Regions from separate parts of the Homo sapiens genome. Here region 2 is linked to region 1. Evidence: read pairs that join two places in POLR2A ChIA-PET (ENCODE). Cell type or tissue: PC-9. All regions are shown on one strand. Links, peaks and the distances in the headings refer to the core of each region. The heading gives the core; the rest is flanking DNA.

The links. ChIA-PET counts read pairs that join two places held together with the same protein. Peaks named below come from ENCODE experiments on the same cell type or tissue, not always from the same donor. Only the 100,000 strongest peaks of a DNase experiment are listed, where the experiment ranks them.
Region 2: POLR2A ChIA-PET joins it to region 1 with 7 read pairs; 2 of 35 experiments call an interaction of 5 or more read pairs at or near these places.

Annotation. Positions count from the first base shown.
Region 1 is chr12:13,386,123-13,394,461 of GRCh38, forward strand. No RefSeq gene overlaps it. Among named protein-coding and RNA genes, the nearest start is that of LINC01559, 14 kb to the left of the region's middle. In PC-9, for the core only: no CTCF peak of the experiment used is centred there; DNase peaks (open chromatin) are centred at 719, 1,159 and 4,549; H3K4me3 peaks cover 1,072 bases; H3K27ac peaks cover 4,935 bases.
Region 2 is chr12:13,172,286-13,180,624 of GRCh38, forward strand. No RefSeq gene overlaps it. Among named protein-coding and RNA genes, the nearest start is that of EMP1, 20 kb to the right of the region's middle. RefSeq lists enhancers at 173-222, 1,428-1,477. In PC-9, for the core only: CTCF peaks have their summits at 1,811, 2,197, 3,889 and 4,095; DNase peaks (open chromatin) are centred at 1,416, 3,446, 7,446, 7,596 and 1 weaker place; H3K4me3 peaks cover 2,472 bases; H3K27ac peaks cover 7,752 bases.

The DNA of each region.
Region 1 (8,339 bases), core at 52-8,051:
CTCAATGGTAGACCGTGCTACTGGAGTGTGCATCTGGGCTGGAGACATGGCTGTTTGAGGGCCGGGGTGTCACTTAAAATGGTAAGATAATGACTCCCTGGCTTTAAAACCACAGCCACATGTCTGTGGCCCTGCATGGTATAGGGTGGACCATGGGGGCAGGAAGAGAAGTGTGGGCCACGGGCCTACAACCTTCCTTGTTCCTTCTCCCCAGGCCCTGCAATTCTCAGGGATAGGCCAATGGTTTGGTCCTTGGAGCAGCTGTAATTGTGCTGCCTACTCCAGTAGCCAGGAAATGCATCTGATCTCTCTCCATTTTCTGTTTGAAATGGAAATTGCTTCATTTGTCAGTTTGTCAGACTCCCAAGTAATTACCCTTACAGAATTCCAGAGGCGTCCATCAGCCACAGTCGTCACAGCCCCTCCCAATATGTAGAGAGAGGCACTCAGCCCTTTCTACCCCTATTTTTTGGCAAATGAAACAAAGGGTGAGCAGCCTTAAAAGGAGAAAGAGGTTTCAAAGGACTGTGTTCCTCAGCTTACTTAATTATTGTAATCACTGGGGCACTTGTGAAAAATACTAATTTCTAGGCCCTATGCCTGGAGAGCCTGATTCTTTTGGTTGGGTGGAGATGCAGGAACAGTGCTTCTCAGCCTTGGCTGAACACTGAAGTCACCTGGGGAGCTTTAAAATTACTAATACCTGGGTCTCAGCCCCAGAGAGTCTGGTTTAATTGGCCTGGGTGTGGCTTAGGAATCAGAGTTTTAAAAGCTCCCTGGGTGATTCTACTGTACCACCAAGGTAGAGAAACCCTGCCTATGGACCTCTGCTTTTAACACAAGCCCCCAAGGTTTCTTCTGACCACAAAGGGTCAGGAAATACACCAGTTGGTCCCACAAACGGAAGTGCAGAAAAGAGTAACAGGGACAGATTTTCCTACCTGCAGGAGAACTCATTTAGATTTTTTTCTGTTTTTTCGTTTTTTGCAGAAGCAACTGGCGAGTTCCTTTGTCCTCTGCCTCTTTCTCCCTAAGCTGTTTCTCTAAAGCAGTAAGATAATTGCTCCATTGCTTTAAAACTCTAGGAATGACTCTCCCTACTCTCCCCCACCCATCCGATAATAGCCCTCACTTTCTTGTGCACAAACATTGACTCATTTTTCTATGAGGGGGGTAGAACAGGTATTATTGTCCCCATCTGAGCCCGAACCTAGTAAGGTTCAAGAGTTGTTTGTTTCTGGGGTAACAGTTCCTTTTATCTTTTCCTCATTATTTCATGAGCTTTGCCCCACCTCACTCCCGTCTTAGGGGTTCACGTTCCTAACATGTGACCTGAATAAGCAAGGATATTGCTGGGGACATTAACTCAAGCCCTCAGAAGAGGGAGCCAAGGTGAGCATTGGTTCAAGACAGAGAAGATGGCAGAACTCTCCCACAGGGGATGGAAAATGCTACCCTGCAGGCTTCTGGGATTCCACTTTGCCTTTCACCCATTGCACCAAGCATACCAAAGTCCAGGGGTAAGCCCTGGGACCCCTGAGGACAACTGATGGGCACAACCTTACCTTTCCCCATAGCATGTGCCTCACTGAAGCTTGTTGGGGTTTAGGGGGCTCATTTAAGCAGCTGAAGGCTAACATACAACTTGGAGTTAGTGTTGACTCCCAAGGAAAGATCAGACGTATGCTGGAAAAGGCAGTGGGCTTCAAAGTAAAGAGGATAAGAAACAATCAACAGTCTGCTCGAAATGTGTCTGTCAGTCTCCAATTAACCATAGCACAGGCAGCAGCTTCGAGTGATGGGAGCATGCACCAGTCCTTTCAGTAACCTCTGTCACTAGACAGGACTCTGATTTTCAAAGTGTCCAAAAAGGCAGATTCTACAAACTACAGACTGTGAGCTCAATGTTAAAACACAGTCAAAATTCCACCAGGTTATTGAAGGCTTTGTTTAGAAGCATCTAGAAAAAGACACTAGGGTCACTTGGATCCAGCATGAATCTGCTGAGGGCAAATTGGAACAGGCTAACCACAGTTCTTTCTCTGACAAGGTCACATTAGACCGGTAAATCAAGAACAGTTATATCACATGGAACATGTGGACATCACCTGCTGAATGACATGGACTCGATATCTAGTTGTGGATAAGAGAAACACATGGATTGGATGCAGAGATGTATAGGCATATTGGTAACAAGGTGAACATTTGGGCGTCAGAGGTATTGCTTAATGAACGTGGAGAAAAATGATCTGTAGTTGTCTGGCTTAGAATCTCTCCTTTTCTTCTGCTTTATTCAAATGTTTTATCTATGACTTGAATGGAAATATAGATTTTCAGAAGATAGGAACTGAGTAAAACTGTCTTTCTCTATACACACACAGATAGATTTTTGAAAGGCTGGATTCAAGAGTGGAATTGCACAAGATAATATTCAACAAAATGTGCCTCTTTGCATGCTATAAGAAAGAGAATGTGGCTTAGCAGTAGCTCATGTGAAAAGGCTTAGTAGTCTGCATCAACAAAATATACAATTGTGTTGTGAGGTCTCCTGTAATGCTACTTGGATCATGGGTTATAATAATAGAAGTAAAGTCTGCAACTGAGGAGGTGATCTTCCATTCTACAGTGTACTTCTATCATTAGGAATTTTGACTTCCTAGTTTTGGACATCACATTAAGACTCTGGAACAGGCTGGAATGGAGGTGAGAAGCTGTTTAATAAAAATAACCTAAAACATTCTCAAAGAGGAAGATGGAAGAAATGGAGATGAGTAATTTCAGGAGTCACAAGAGAGACAGCTTTAATGTCTACAGTCTGTCTTAGACTGCCACAGCATCCTCACAGATGGAATGAGAATATATGTGAGAAAGCTCTAGCCCAGTGGTCCCCAGTATTGGAACAGGGCTGCACAGCAGGAGTTGAGCAGCAGACAAGCCAGCGAAGTGTCATCTGTATTGACCGCTGCTCCCCATCACTCGCGTTACCACCTGAGATCCACCTCTTGTCAGATCAGCGTGGCATTAGATTCTCATAAGAGCTCGAACCCTACTGTGAACTGCGCATGTGCGGGATCTAGGTTATGCTCTCCTTATGAGCATCTAGGGCCAGGCGCGGTGGCTCATGCCTGTAATCCCAGCACTTTGGGAGGCCAAGGCAGGTGGATCACCTGAGATCAGGTGTTCGAGACCAGCCTGATCAACATGGAGAAATGTCTCTACTAAAAATACAAAATAGCCGGGCGTGGTGGTGCATGCCCATAATCCCAGCTACTAGGGAGGCTGAGACAGGAGAATCACTTGAACCCGGAAGGCAGAGGTTGCAGTGAGCCAAGATCGCGCCATTGCGTTCCAGCCTGGGCATACAGAGCAAGACTCTGTCTCAAAAAAACAAAAAAAACAAAAAAAGAGAATCTAATGCTTGATGATCTATCACCGTCTCCCATCACCCCCAGATGGGTCTGTCTAATTGCAGGAAAATAAGCTCAGGACTCCCACTGATTCTACATTATCATGAGTTGTATAATTATTTCATTATATATTACAATGTAATAATAATAGAAATAAAGTACACAATAAATGTAATGTGCTTGAATCATCCTGAAACCATCTCACCACCCTGGTCCGTGGAAAAATTGTCTTCCGTGAAACCAGTACCTGCTGCCAGAAAGGTTGGGGATGGCTGCTCTAGAGGACCTGGTTAGGGCTCCATATAAAGGAAACTCACTAGAGATGGAATGCTGGCTTCAGACTAATCCCAACACCACAATGGAACCAAAGAAAAGTCAAAAGAACACATAGCAAATGTGGATATTGTCAGAAAGGCCCTCATTTGTAGCTGGAATAGGAAACTCTATGCTCAGTTTGGTTTCAGAAACTCCTGAACGGCCTTAATGATTAGAAAAATCTTTCCTGGCCTTTGCCTGAAACGTTACCATTAACTCTTTGTCCCTATAGCCTAAGGCTTTGATTCCTGTCCTATTCAAATGCCTCTGGAAGTGATAGCAGTAAATTATCCATAAATGTGAATGAAGGATGGAAGCGAAAAGTTTTTAGAAGAAGATAGAGGGTGTGAAGACAGGAGGATGAATGTCAATTGGGAATTTTAAGTGTGGGAAACCCGTATTCATTTCTACTTGCCTGCCCCAAATTCGGGAGGTGGAAGGAAGATTCCCACTTTCAGTAAACTCAGATGATCCCACACTTAGTGATCCTAAGGAGAGGCCCAGTGCTCCATTTGGCCTCTTTCCCTGCCCAGGTCCTGGATTTAGTATTTCCAGGCATAGGCGGGAGTTTCTGCTGCTGACTCAGTCCTGGGAGCTGTTGGAGCGCTGGCCCTCCTGGATCCCTCCCAGAGATCCCCTTGTCAGCAAAGCCCTGCACGAAAGCCCCACCAGCAAGAGCAGAGGGAGCAGGTGCCTGGCCCTCTGCACCGCCCATGCTGGCAAGCTGGAAGTCTGGCTGGCATCACGCCCAGCTCATTTCCAAGAGCTTGCTAGCTAGATATTTGCAGGGAGGGAGCCTTGGCAAGGAGGTGGCAGCTCGGCAGAAATGCTGCCCAGGCCCTTTCACCCACTGCGCTGTGGCAACAGAGGGTGATTGCTCTGATAGAGTTTGGTTTATGACACTACATTAGTAAGCTTATGCCTCAGGCTATTCCTAGCCGAATGGAATGGCCAGGGAAAAGGCGATGCAACTCCTCCATCATCAGAGGCAGCATGAAACACTTATTGTATCGCCCTAACTCTGTAGCAGGGGAAATTTGATTTATTTTAGAGTTAATCCATCACCCTCTGGCATCCTTTCAAGACAGGCCTTGAGCATAATTGCAGGATCTGGAGAAAATGGGGAAGTCAAGTTCAATTTATTCCATTAACATTTTTAAAACATTTAATTATGATAAAAACTGAAAAGCATTTACTATGAGTAGGACCCTGGCTTCATCTCCTCCATGTGCTCATCCCAGCAATCACTCTCTCCCGGCTGTCACTGGCTTATTACAACTCCGCGCCCTGGCTCCGATGGTTCCCACGAGCCTGGGCTCCACTGCCGCATCAGCCCACATGGAGGTGTGAAGTCCACTCACCACCTTTTTTTGCCAGCAGAAATCCATCCATTCCTTTCTGGATGGTCATTGCATTATTTTTCTCCTCCACTTTACTTTGAATATCTCCTCCTCTTTTCCTCGAGGGCCAGCCATGGGAGGTGGGAGAGAGGGGGTCAAGGCAAGATGTGGCCATGTCCTCCTACATTCAGCCACTATCTCTACTGTCAGGGATGGGTATCTAGCAGCCCGAGGAGACACACACATAGGCCTCCACAAAATGGGGGCTGGCCAAAGAGGTAGTTTTGGAAACAAATATGTTTTATTATTTTAAAAGTCAATGATGTGGTAATTTTAGGAAAAACAAAGCATGTTGTTAGATTTCTTTTGATTTTTTAATTGTTTTTTTAAATTGATTTATTTTATTTATTTATTTATTTATGTTTATTTTTATTATACTTTAAGTTTTAGGGTACATGTGCACAATGTGCAGGTTAGTTACATATGTATACATGTGCCATGCTGGTGTGCTGCACCCATTAACTCGTCATCTAGCATTAGGTATATCTCCTAATGCTATCCCTCTCCCCTCCCCCCACCCCACAACAGTCCCCAGAGTGTGATGTTCCCCTTCCTGTGTCCATGTGTTCTCATTGTTCAATTCCCACCTATGAGTGAGAACATGCGGTGTTTGGTTTTTTGTCCTTGCGATAGTTTACTGAGAATGATGATTTCCAATTTCATCCATGTCCCTACAAAGGACATGAACTCATCATTTTTTATGGCTGCATAGTATTCCATGGTGTATATGTGACACATTTTCTTAATCCAGTCTATCGTTGTTGGACATTTGGGTTGGTTCCAAGTCTTTGCTATTGTGAATAGTGCCGCAATAAACATACGTGTGCATGTGTCTTTATAGCAGCATGATTTATAGTCCTTTGGGTATATACCCAGTAATGGGATGGCTGGGTCAAATGGTATTTCTAGTTCTAGATCCCTGAGGAATCGCCACACTGACTTCCACAATGGTTGAACTAGTTTACAGTCCCACCAACAGTGTAAAAGTGTTCCTATTTCTCCACATCCTCTCCAGCACCTGTTGTTTCCTGACTTTTTAATGATTGCCATTCTAACTGGTGTGAGATGATATCTCATAGTGGTTTTGATTTGCATTTCTCTGATGGCCAGTGATGATGAGCATTTCTTCATGTGTTTTTTGGCTGCATAAATGTCTTCTTTTGAGAAGTGTCTGTTCATGTCCTTCGCCCACTTTTTGATGGGGTTGTTTGTTTTTTTCTTGTAAATTTGTTTGAGTTCATTGTAGATTCTGGATATTAGCCCTTTGTCAGATGAGTAGGTTGTGAAAATTTTCTCCCATGTTGTAGGTTGCCTGTTCACTCTGATGGTAGTTTCTTTTGCTGTGCAGAAGCTCTTGAGTTTAATTAGATCCCATTTGTCAATTTTGGCTTTTGTTGCCATTGTTTTTGGTGTTTTGGACATGAAGTCCTTGCCCACGCCTATGTCCTGAATGGTAATGCCTAGGTTTTCTTCTAGGGTTTTTTATGGTTTTAGGTCTAACGTTTAAATCTTTAATCCATCTTGAATTGATTTTTGTATAAGGTGTAAGGAAGGGATCCAGTTTCAGCTTTCTACATATGGCTAGCCAGTTTTCCCAGCACCATTTATTAAATAGGGAATCCTTTCCCCATTGCTTGTTTTTCTCAGGTTTGTCAAAGATCAGATAGTTGTAGATATGAGGCATTATTTCTGAGGGCTCTGTTCTGTTCCATTGATCTATATCTCTGTTTTGGTACCAGTACCATGCTGTTTTGGTTACTGTAGCCTTGTAGTATAGTTTGAAGTCAGGTAGTGTGATGCCTCCAGCTTTCTTCTTTTGGCTTAGGATTGACTTGGCGATGCGGGCTCTTTTTTGGTTCCATATGAACTTTAAAGTAGTTTTTTCCAATTCTGTGAAGAAAGTCATTGGTAGCTTGATGGGGATGGCATTGAATCTGTAAATTACCTTGGGCAGTATGGCCATTTTCACGATATTGATTCTTCCTACCCATGAGCATGGAATGTTCTTCCATTTGTTTGTGTCCTCTTTTATTTCCTTGAGCAGTGGTTTGTAGTTCTCCTTGAAGAGGTCCTTCACATCCCTTGTAAGTTGGATTCCTAGGTATTTTATTCTCTTTGAAGCAATTGTGAATGGGAGTTCACTCATGATTTGGCTCTCTGTTTGTCTGTTGTTGGTGTATAAGAATGCTTGTGATTTTTGTACATTGATTTTGTATCCTGAGACTTTGCTGAAGTTGCTTATCAGCTTAAGGAGATTTTGGGCTGAGACGATGGGGTTTTCTAGATAAACAATCATGTCGTCTGCAAACAGGGACAATTTGACTTCCTCTTTTCCTAATTGAATACCCTTTATTTCCTTCTCCTGCCTGATTGCCCTAGCCAGAACTTCCAACACTATGTTGAATAGGAGCGGTGAGAGAGGGCATCCCTGTCTTGTGCCAGTTTTCAAAGGGAATGCTTCCAGTTTTTGCCCATTCAGTATGATATTGGCTGTGGGTTTGTCATAGATAGCTCTTATTATTTTGAAATACGTCCCATCAATACCTAATTTATTGAGAGTTTTTAGCATGAAGGGTTGTTGAATTTTGTCAAAGGCTTTTTCTGCATCTATTGAGATAATCATGTGGTTTTTGTCTTTGGTTCTGTTTATATGCTGGATTACATTTATTGATTTGCGTATATTGAACCAGCCTTGCATCCCAGGGATGAAGCCCACTTGATCATGGTGGATAAGCTTTTTGATGTGCTGGTGGATTCGGTTTGCCAGTATTTTATTGAGGATTTTTGCATCAATGTTCATCAAGGATATTGGTCTAAAATTCTCTTTTTTGGTTGTGTCTCTGCCCGGCTTTGGTATCAGAATGATGCTGGCCTCATAAAATGAGTTAGGGAGGATTCCCTCTTTTTCTATTGATTGGAATAGTTTCAGAAGGAATGGTACCAGTTCCTCCTTGTACCTCTGGTAGAATTCGGCTGTGAATCCATCTGGTCCTGGACTCTTTTTGGTTGGTAAACTATTGATTATTGCCACAATTTCAGAGCCTGTTATTGGTCTATTCAGAGATTCAACTTCTTCCTGGTTTAGTCTTGGGAGAGTGTATGTGTCGAGGAATGTATCCATTTCTTCTAGATTTTCTAGTTTATTTGCGTAGAGGTGTTTGTAGTATTCTCTGATGGTAGTTTGTATTTCTGTGGGATCGGTGGTGATATCCCCTTT
Region 2 (8,339 bases), core at 207-8,206, 210 kb before region 1:
AATACTTGAAGGTAGGGAATGGGGTAAAGTAAGGCAGTTAGTTTTCCCTTCACACCCAAGAGGCTGGCGTGACTCCTGCCTTCCGGCAGAAGAGGGTAAAGGTGGAGATGAATTGGCCTTTCTGCGTTTCAGAAATGTGAATTTCATTTCCTTCCACACCTCTCTGTCCAGTGGCTGGGCTTGAGAATTAGAGTCGACCCGGCAAAATGACAAATTCACTTGTTAGCAGAGGTTGAATTTTTTGAGTTGGGGCCCATTTCTCTAGTACCAAACATGATCTGGGGACTCGCAGCATGGACAGCCTCTGGGAGCTTGTTAGGAATGCAGACCTCAGTCCCATCCCAGACCACCGAAACAGAAGCTGTAGTTTTTCAGAATGACTGGGTAATTTGCATGCATGCTGATCAAATACTGTCGATTCGGTCTTGTGTTCTTGAGACTTCTTCCTTTCTCCTGCTCAGTGGGGCGTCATGGAGTCCTATGTTGGGGTCTTTCATGGGTTTACGGAGAGATGAGTGAGCAAATGCAGAGACTGTCTCAGCCTGACACAAACCCCTTCCCCTTTCTCCATCTATCCTTACCCTACACAGGTATGAGACAAGGCATGTCCAGATATGTTACCTCCCTTATCCTCACACACTCCTGTGTCTATTTTTAAACAACGAATCCCAATTTTATTGATGAAGAAATGACCTAGGTTGTTGAAACTTACAGAGCTTCAATGGACTCGCCCTGGTGATTACTGAACAGCTTGCTTTCACCTTCCTTTGGTATGTGTCCTAGGCTAGAAATTCTGTCCTTTTAAACACGTAGCTCCAAAGAGTCATTATTGAAAAAAAGCAATCAGAAACAGAATGTTGGGTTTGGTTTGAGTCATAAATTCCACCATGTAGGGATGAAATTAAGGACTTTTTCCTGAGCCTCTGCAAATGATTCCAGTAGTTCAGAGGCCCTTTTGAACAAGAGGTTACATGGATTGGGTTTCAAAGAAAAGAATGTCGAAAGACATCTTCCAGCTGAGAATGGGCTCCAGATGTGAGCATTGCTCTTCCAGATGTGTGGACGAATGGAGCGGGACTGAGATGCCTCACATGTCTGCAACATGAAATGGAAAATCCTCTCTCAGCCACAGGGGAAAGTAGGACAGGGGGAAGACAAATGGAATCCAAGTTAAACTCTTCAAGGTGGGGCCAGACTAACTCTAAGAAATCATTCCCAGGTGGGCTGATATTTTACGTATGCAGTATGTGTAGAGGCCACACCTCAAACTGTGCTGCTGAGCAGAAACTCAGAAGGTATTGTGTCTGCAGGAACTCACTCTTCTCAGACCTGCATAAATCTGATTCAGCCCCTTAGAGGAGCCTCACTGAGAACTGTTGAGACTACAGGCAGATCAAGCAGGACAGGCGGCGAGACTTACTCAGCGGAGCTGAGAACAGAGCCCAGAATGCGGAAGGGGAAGGAGCCAGGAGTCACACAGTCCTTTCTTTCTTCAGCTTCTGAATCAGCAACTCATTCTCTCGGGGATCGCTGGGTTTGTTTCTTTACAATGGCTAGAAGGTCCCATGTTTCTCAGATGAGTAAATTTGAAACCACAGAAAACTGAGGCCTTGTGGCCAAGTCCTCTTGGTTTGTCACATCTCTGAAAATCTGAGCCATTGTCAAACTCCTGGCTGCAGGGAATTAAACCCTTTATTTCCCTCTGCCAGCATCTTCACCTTCTCCAGGAAGATCTGCCAAAGGACTGCTCCAGGTGCAGGTCCACCCACCTCCCCACTTTCCCAAACCTTCCTCCTTTTCCATTTAGAGACTGTCCCTGAGTCCCAATTTCCATGTCACTCTGGAAGTGTGAAAGTGATCTTTATTCCCCATACCTTCTCTATTTTTAAGCAACACAGTTAACTCACTCTGTACTGGTTCAGCTGGTGAGGATCCATATTTTTATTTTCCCCTAAGAGTTCCCAGCCTCTAAACAATACATTCTGACAAAACAGGTTAATTTAAGTTGCTAATTATTTACATTATTAAAACATTATTACATTTGCACATGTAATAATGTCTACATACTGATTACACACACACACACACACACACACAAACCTAAACTGGCATAATCCCTGGTTAATATGCTAATAATAAAATTGATGATTACTAAGTTGAAAAAGTTAATTAGCTGTCTTCTGTTTTTGTATGTGGGGCCTAATCCTCCCTGTGATCTTGGGCCCAACACATTTCTCAAAGGCCACACCAGTCAGAAGGTAGATTTTCCAGTTGGAAGGTATTGAGAGCATTGCAGGGGTAAACCCAGTACCAGTCCACCCTGGGAGGACATATGTCATTATACTGAGAATCAAGTATCAGGAAGTATAGTATCATCATCATCATCATCATCAATCAATGACTAACTGTGAGTTTATTTCCTTTTGTTTTTATTTTTTAATTTTAATTTTATTTTTTTCTGAGACGGGGTCTCAGTCTGTTGCCCAGGCTGGAGTGCAGTGGCGTGATGTTGATTTACTGCAACCTCTGCCTCCTGGGTTCAAGCAATTATCCTGCCTCAGCCTCCCGAGTAGCTGGGACTACAGGCGTGCACCACCATGGCAGACTAATTTTTTATATTTTTAGTACAGACAGGATTTCACCACATTGGCCAGGCTGGTCTTGAACTCCAACTCCTGACCTCAAGTGATCTGCCCGCCTCAGCCTCCCAAAGTGCTGGAATTACAGGCATGAGCCACCGCACCCAGCCCATTTCCTTTTGTTTTTAATCAATTTAGAACTGAATTCTCAAGCTGCTGTTTGTTTTGATTCTAGGCATATTTTGATATTCCAGTTAGTACCCAATTCAGTTTATATATGTATAAAATTACACACCCTGCATCAAAAACATCTTTACATATTTTTATACTTAAACCCAGTTCAAATTGATTTAAGGCTTAGGAAAATAAGTTAGGTTTAGTTCAGTATGTGGTTTAGAAAATGTGTACACTTTATTCTGGCTTCCAACTAAAACTGTGGTGTGTTTCTTGCCTCTGAATTGGACAGATTTCTATGTTTGGCCTGTATTGTGGCAATGGTGTATTATTTTGTTCTTGTCAGTTGCATTCATCATTATTTTAAAAAGATTCCAGAAAGCCTGGTGTTACAGTTAGCCCACCTTGACCCTAAATGCTGCACTACTGCATTTTGACCAAGCATTGGGATCATAAAAATTATCCACCTTCTGTTTCTAGGCTTTCCCCACAGCTTGCAGCCCAGAGTCAGGAGAAATGGCGTTTTACTTCATGTGCTTCCCTAGAGTGAGCAGGGCTATCCAGACTGAAGGGAAATGGCATTTCTCCTTCTGCAACTCAGGACCCTACTGGATTAATTCTTGCCTAAGAGGGCATCTCAGCCATGTGTTCTCCAGCTCATTAATCCTCAGCAGTGACTAACGCTGAAAACCCAACCCTTGTCTTTGGCTGCCAAGGGTGTAATTTCGCTTGGAATGTTGCTTTCAGTTGACTTGTTCTCTACCTTTCTTTTCACCTGTCTGTTATGCTTAGCTCTACCCTCCTGCACGTGTTAATTCTAATCCTTTGGTGATCTAAACTAAAGAAAATGCCTCAGGAATAAACTTTTTATGGATAAGGTTTTTTTTGTGTGTGCTATGACACCTATACCTCTAATATTAGTTTAAATCTACCATTTCTCGAATGCCTATGTGCCAAGTAACTTACACGTATCACATTTGTTGTTACTAACAACCCAATATAGTGTTGTCCCCATTTTTTAGATGAGAAAACTGAGGCTCAGAGAGTCTGAATGCCTTGCCCAAGGCCCTGCAGCTAGAAATCAGATTAAACCTCGTCTGTCTGACTCCAAAGTTTGTGCTTCATGGACTTCCAGCTCTGGTTCATGTTACCCCAGTAGAGCCCTGTGACTTCAAGAATTTCTCAAATGTCCAAAGCAATCTATTTTAATTCACTTTATTAATAAAGATAATAATTCCTGTCTGTCTCACAGGTGGTATAATGAAGTGAAAGGAAGCAGAAGAGAGTGTTATAGTTGGAAAGGTGGGAAATCACCCCCTCCATGCTGAAGGGAAGATTTCAGGTTCCAAATGACACGTTTCCCTCAGAATGACTTTTGCTGTAGGTATGTGAACCTGCCACCACCCTTTGAATTTGGTGGATTGATTTAACGCTGTATCTGAACCTGACTGAGGAGATTCCTTCCTGGTTCATGACCCCGCTCTTGGAGATGCAGGATCTTGAACCGGAAGACTCTGAGTGACAGAATGAAGAGCTGGAGGAATCAGAGTGAGATACAAGAGGGTTCTAGATTTGTTCCTCATTTTATCAGACAATTGAGTGTTGATCTTCCTTCTGGAACTTGTAACAAGAGAGTGAACGGCAAACATGGACCGTTTACCCTCAAGTTTGTTTTCTTGTGCATACCCCCTCTTCCTGACACCTTGGAAGAACAGCCTCTCTTGACCACCAGAGGACAAGCCTGTGTAGGCGTAGAGTAGATGCGTGGCTGAGTGCATGTTTGCACCCTCATTTCACATCCGTCTATAAAGCATTTGAGGCAGTTCAGACAATAGCATGATCACCAGCTGTGCTGCCATTTCTTCCAACAGTGACCATGGATATCTTTGCTGTGTTCCTGAAACTCTGCAGACAGTCCTAAGGGATCCAGTGGGTCCTCTGATGGACCCCAATGCTGGAAGTCACGCATATAGCTCTGAAGAGTTGTCACAAGAAATGGCGTTTCTGGAGGATGCACAGGAAACTTTTCATTTGGCATGAAAAAGGCTATTGGATTTGCAAAGACTGCAGAGGAAGAGTTTAAATTCTGAGCCCTCAAAACAGATTTTTAGAAAAGTGTCTTCCAACCTTTGTTTAGTACAAATAAAGAAGATAAGACAACACCCTTCCCAGGATCTTTCTCTTGGATTTTTTAATTTTTATTTATTTATTTATTCATTTATTTTTTGCCTATGATGGGGGTACTATTAGGAAAGGGAGATCAAAACCTCTCGCTCCTTAGGTTGTATGTAATGCTTACTCAGGAAATATGAGCCAACATTTTGGAATCTTTATCATTATATATTAGTTGCCTTACTGATGAACTCTACGGAGACTATCGTATTTACCAAAATAGAATGACATCTCTGCAGAATCTTTTATCATAGGATTTCTTGGTCAAATCACCTTCCCTCTAATTTGCAGAGATGAGAATAAAAATCAAGAGAGGTCACTAGTTGAAGAATAAGTCATCAGCAGAAGCTGATGATCTCAGCCTCCTTCAGTCTGGCTTGGAGCCAGGTGATGGGTTCAGCGCACGAGCCTGGCCTTCTTTCCCAGCCCTCAATATGCATATTTGCTGCAATGGGTACATGTAGTTAGTGCTGAAAACAGGTGTGGGGTGGAGCAAGTCCAGTGGCTCTTTAATTATTTGAAAATTTGAGGTCAGTTAAGTTTCTCAATTATTAATGATCATCCTTTGGACATCAATATGCCAAGTACTGCACTTGTCACCCAGAAGAGGAGGTGAGGTTGTGACGTTTCAGCATTTCACTAGGATGGAAGAAGAATCAGGCATGAAGCCACCAAAGAAGGACATGGACGGTCATCAAAATGGCAAAGAAAGCAATGTGAAGGGAGTGCTAAAGGGAAAGGGTGTCAGTGTCCTGGCAGTGTAGCCAGGCTGAGGTTGGAAGAAGCCATGAACAAAGCCTGGTTCAGAGAGAAGGGGAAGCCACGTGGTAACATATTGTCCAGGCAAAGGGCAAGAGTCTTCAGGTGTATTAATGACTGGATAAAGAACGAACATGATTGGAGCCACAGGGCTGTATTGTGCTGCAGCAGGTGCTGACGAGGTGGGGGAGAGTGCGGGTGGAGATATCAGGAGCTATGCACAGGTTCTGAGCCAGATATGAAATGGGCTTTGAACCTAGTTGGTCTGAGCAGCTGCATTTGGTATCAATTAGCATAAAAAACAATTGAAACCAAAGAAATCTGCAAGAGGACAGCTCTAATAATCTAGCATTGAGAAGCATAAAAACTGAACCTGTGTTGAGACATTTGGAATGGAGAAAAAGACCCTAAGACAGGACATAGGGCAGAGGAACTATTAGCCAGGGCTCAGCAAAGAAATGGTGATGGAATTGGAGGAGAGATATTACATGTGTTTTTTGCCTCTTGGAATTTTTGAGCTGGAAGAGCCCTTAGTCTAATATCATTATTTTACAAATGGGAAAACCAAAGCACAGAGGGGCCAGTGAAGAAGTTGTATCTATAGACTTCCAGGTGGGCCAATGAAATTCAATTAGGTCTATATTTTATTTGGAAAATAACATAAATATGTTTTAGGTTTCAGACACAGAAGCTTAATTAACTAATACGGTGTGTCAAGCAGAGCACTGGTTTCAGGCTTTTGACTTTTGCATTCTGATTCCAGAAAACTTGACCCCTGATAAGCTCTGACCCTTGATCCCTGGAGACCTTTGGGAGGTAGTAAGTTACTTTGCATTGGGGCTACTACGGATGGAAAGGATCAGGTTCTCCAAAAGCCACTGGAAAACATGGTGGGGCAGAAGACTGGTGGGATCTCAGAGCTACACCCTGCTCCCTGGGGCTCTGAGATCTGGGAGCGGTCAGGCTAGACTGTATCTTTCCCAGGATGTCCCATTCTGGTCTGGGTCATCTGGCTTCTACCCAGACTCGCGTCAGCCTCCACACTGTGATTATCCATGACACTTCAGCCAGCAGCATCTCCACAGCACAGTTTATCAAAAAAAAAAAAAAAAAAAAAGATCCTTTCCCAGGAACTGGGAACGCGTTTCATTTAGCTTCATTTAAAATACATTGTTAAAGCGATGTGCTCCACGGAGCTGCCAAATGCTATAAATATGTATGAAGTCGCAGTAGCCTCCTACACCCATGGAGAGGCCAGTTTTGGGATGGATAACAGACAGGGGGAATTTTAAGTACATCCTGTTCCACTAACACTTGCTTCTTTTCCATTCTGTTCTTCCTCCTTTTGCTCTCTCCTGCTCACTAACCCCCCTCACCCCAGCAGAAAAAATAATTGCTACGAGGGCTGAGCCTGAAGATTTCTTTTTTTTTTTTTCCTTAAAGTGTTGCAAAACCTTAAAACTGTAAGGGAATAACAGCTTTCCCCACAACACACAAACACAGCTCTCCTCTGGCAAACAGGAAACACTCCCAGGGCTGTGGGCTCCTGAGCCAGGAAATGGGTCTTTGCTGCTCTGGTTACCTTCTCCTCAGGTTCTTCCTGGGCATTCAATGCAGTTAAAAATAGTAACCACCAAAACCAGAAGAAAAGATGATTTCATTGTCTAACCGCTGCAACTTGTGGCCTGATTTGGGTGGTGGCAGAGAGGGAGCTAATCCTCTGAGTTGGCGCCTTGGGAATTCTCTTAGGGTCGAGCTGGTCCCTGCCCCAGGATTTCAAAACGGGGTATCCCTGAGGAGCCAGCCCAGCTCAGGAGGGCGGCGTGTTAGGCAGAGCCAGCTTACCACACTCGTGCACACTGTGGGTGAGGCAGCTGGTGGAAATGCAAGATCTCTCCGTGGCCCAGCCTGTGAGCAGTGCAGGTGGCACACACCCGCCCTGGCTTGGGAAGGCAAGGCTGGGGGCGGAGCCTGTCTGCTATCTGAGCTAGTCATTCCTGCAGTGGTCTGGGTAGTGTGCATCCTCAGCTGGCCCTGGCAGGCATAAGAATTTGTAGAGTATGCTCAGTTCCACTCAGCATAGGGAGCTGTCACAGTGACAGGTACAGAAGGGACCCAGTGGGCTTCTAAGGCTATGTGAAGACAAAGATAGTTTGAGAAGGTACTTTATCGGGGAACCTGCCCTGATATTCATGTAGGTTCTTTTCTATTTTCCCTAAGCATTGGCCAGCTTGAGAAATAAAGGGACAGAGTACAAAAGAGAGAAATTTTAAAGCCAGGCGTCTGGGGGAGACATCACATGTCTGTAGGTTCCGTGATGCCCCACAAGCCACAAAAACCAGCAAGTTTTTATTACGGATTTTCAAAAGGGGAGGGAGTATGCTAATAGGTGTGGGTCACAGACATCAAGTACTTTACAAGGTAATAGAATATCACACGGCAAGTGGAGGCAGGGCGAGATCACAGGACCACAGGACCGGGCCTAAATTAAAATTGCTAATGAAGTTTTGGGCACCATTGTCATCGATAACATCTTATCAGGAGACAGGGTTTTGAGATCAACCGGTCTGACCAAAATTTATTAGGCGGGAATTTCCTCTTCCTAATAAGCCTGGGAGCGCTATGGGAGACTGGAGTCTATTTCACCTCTGCAGT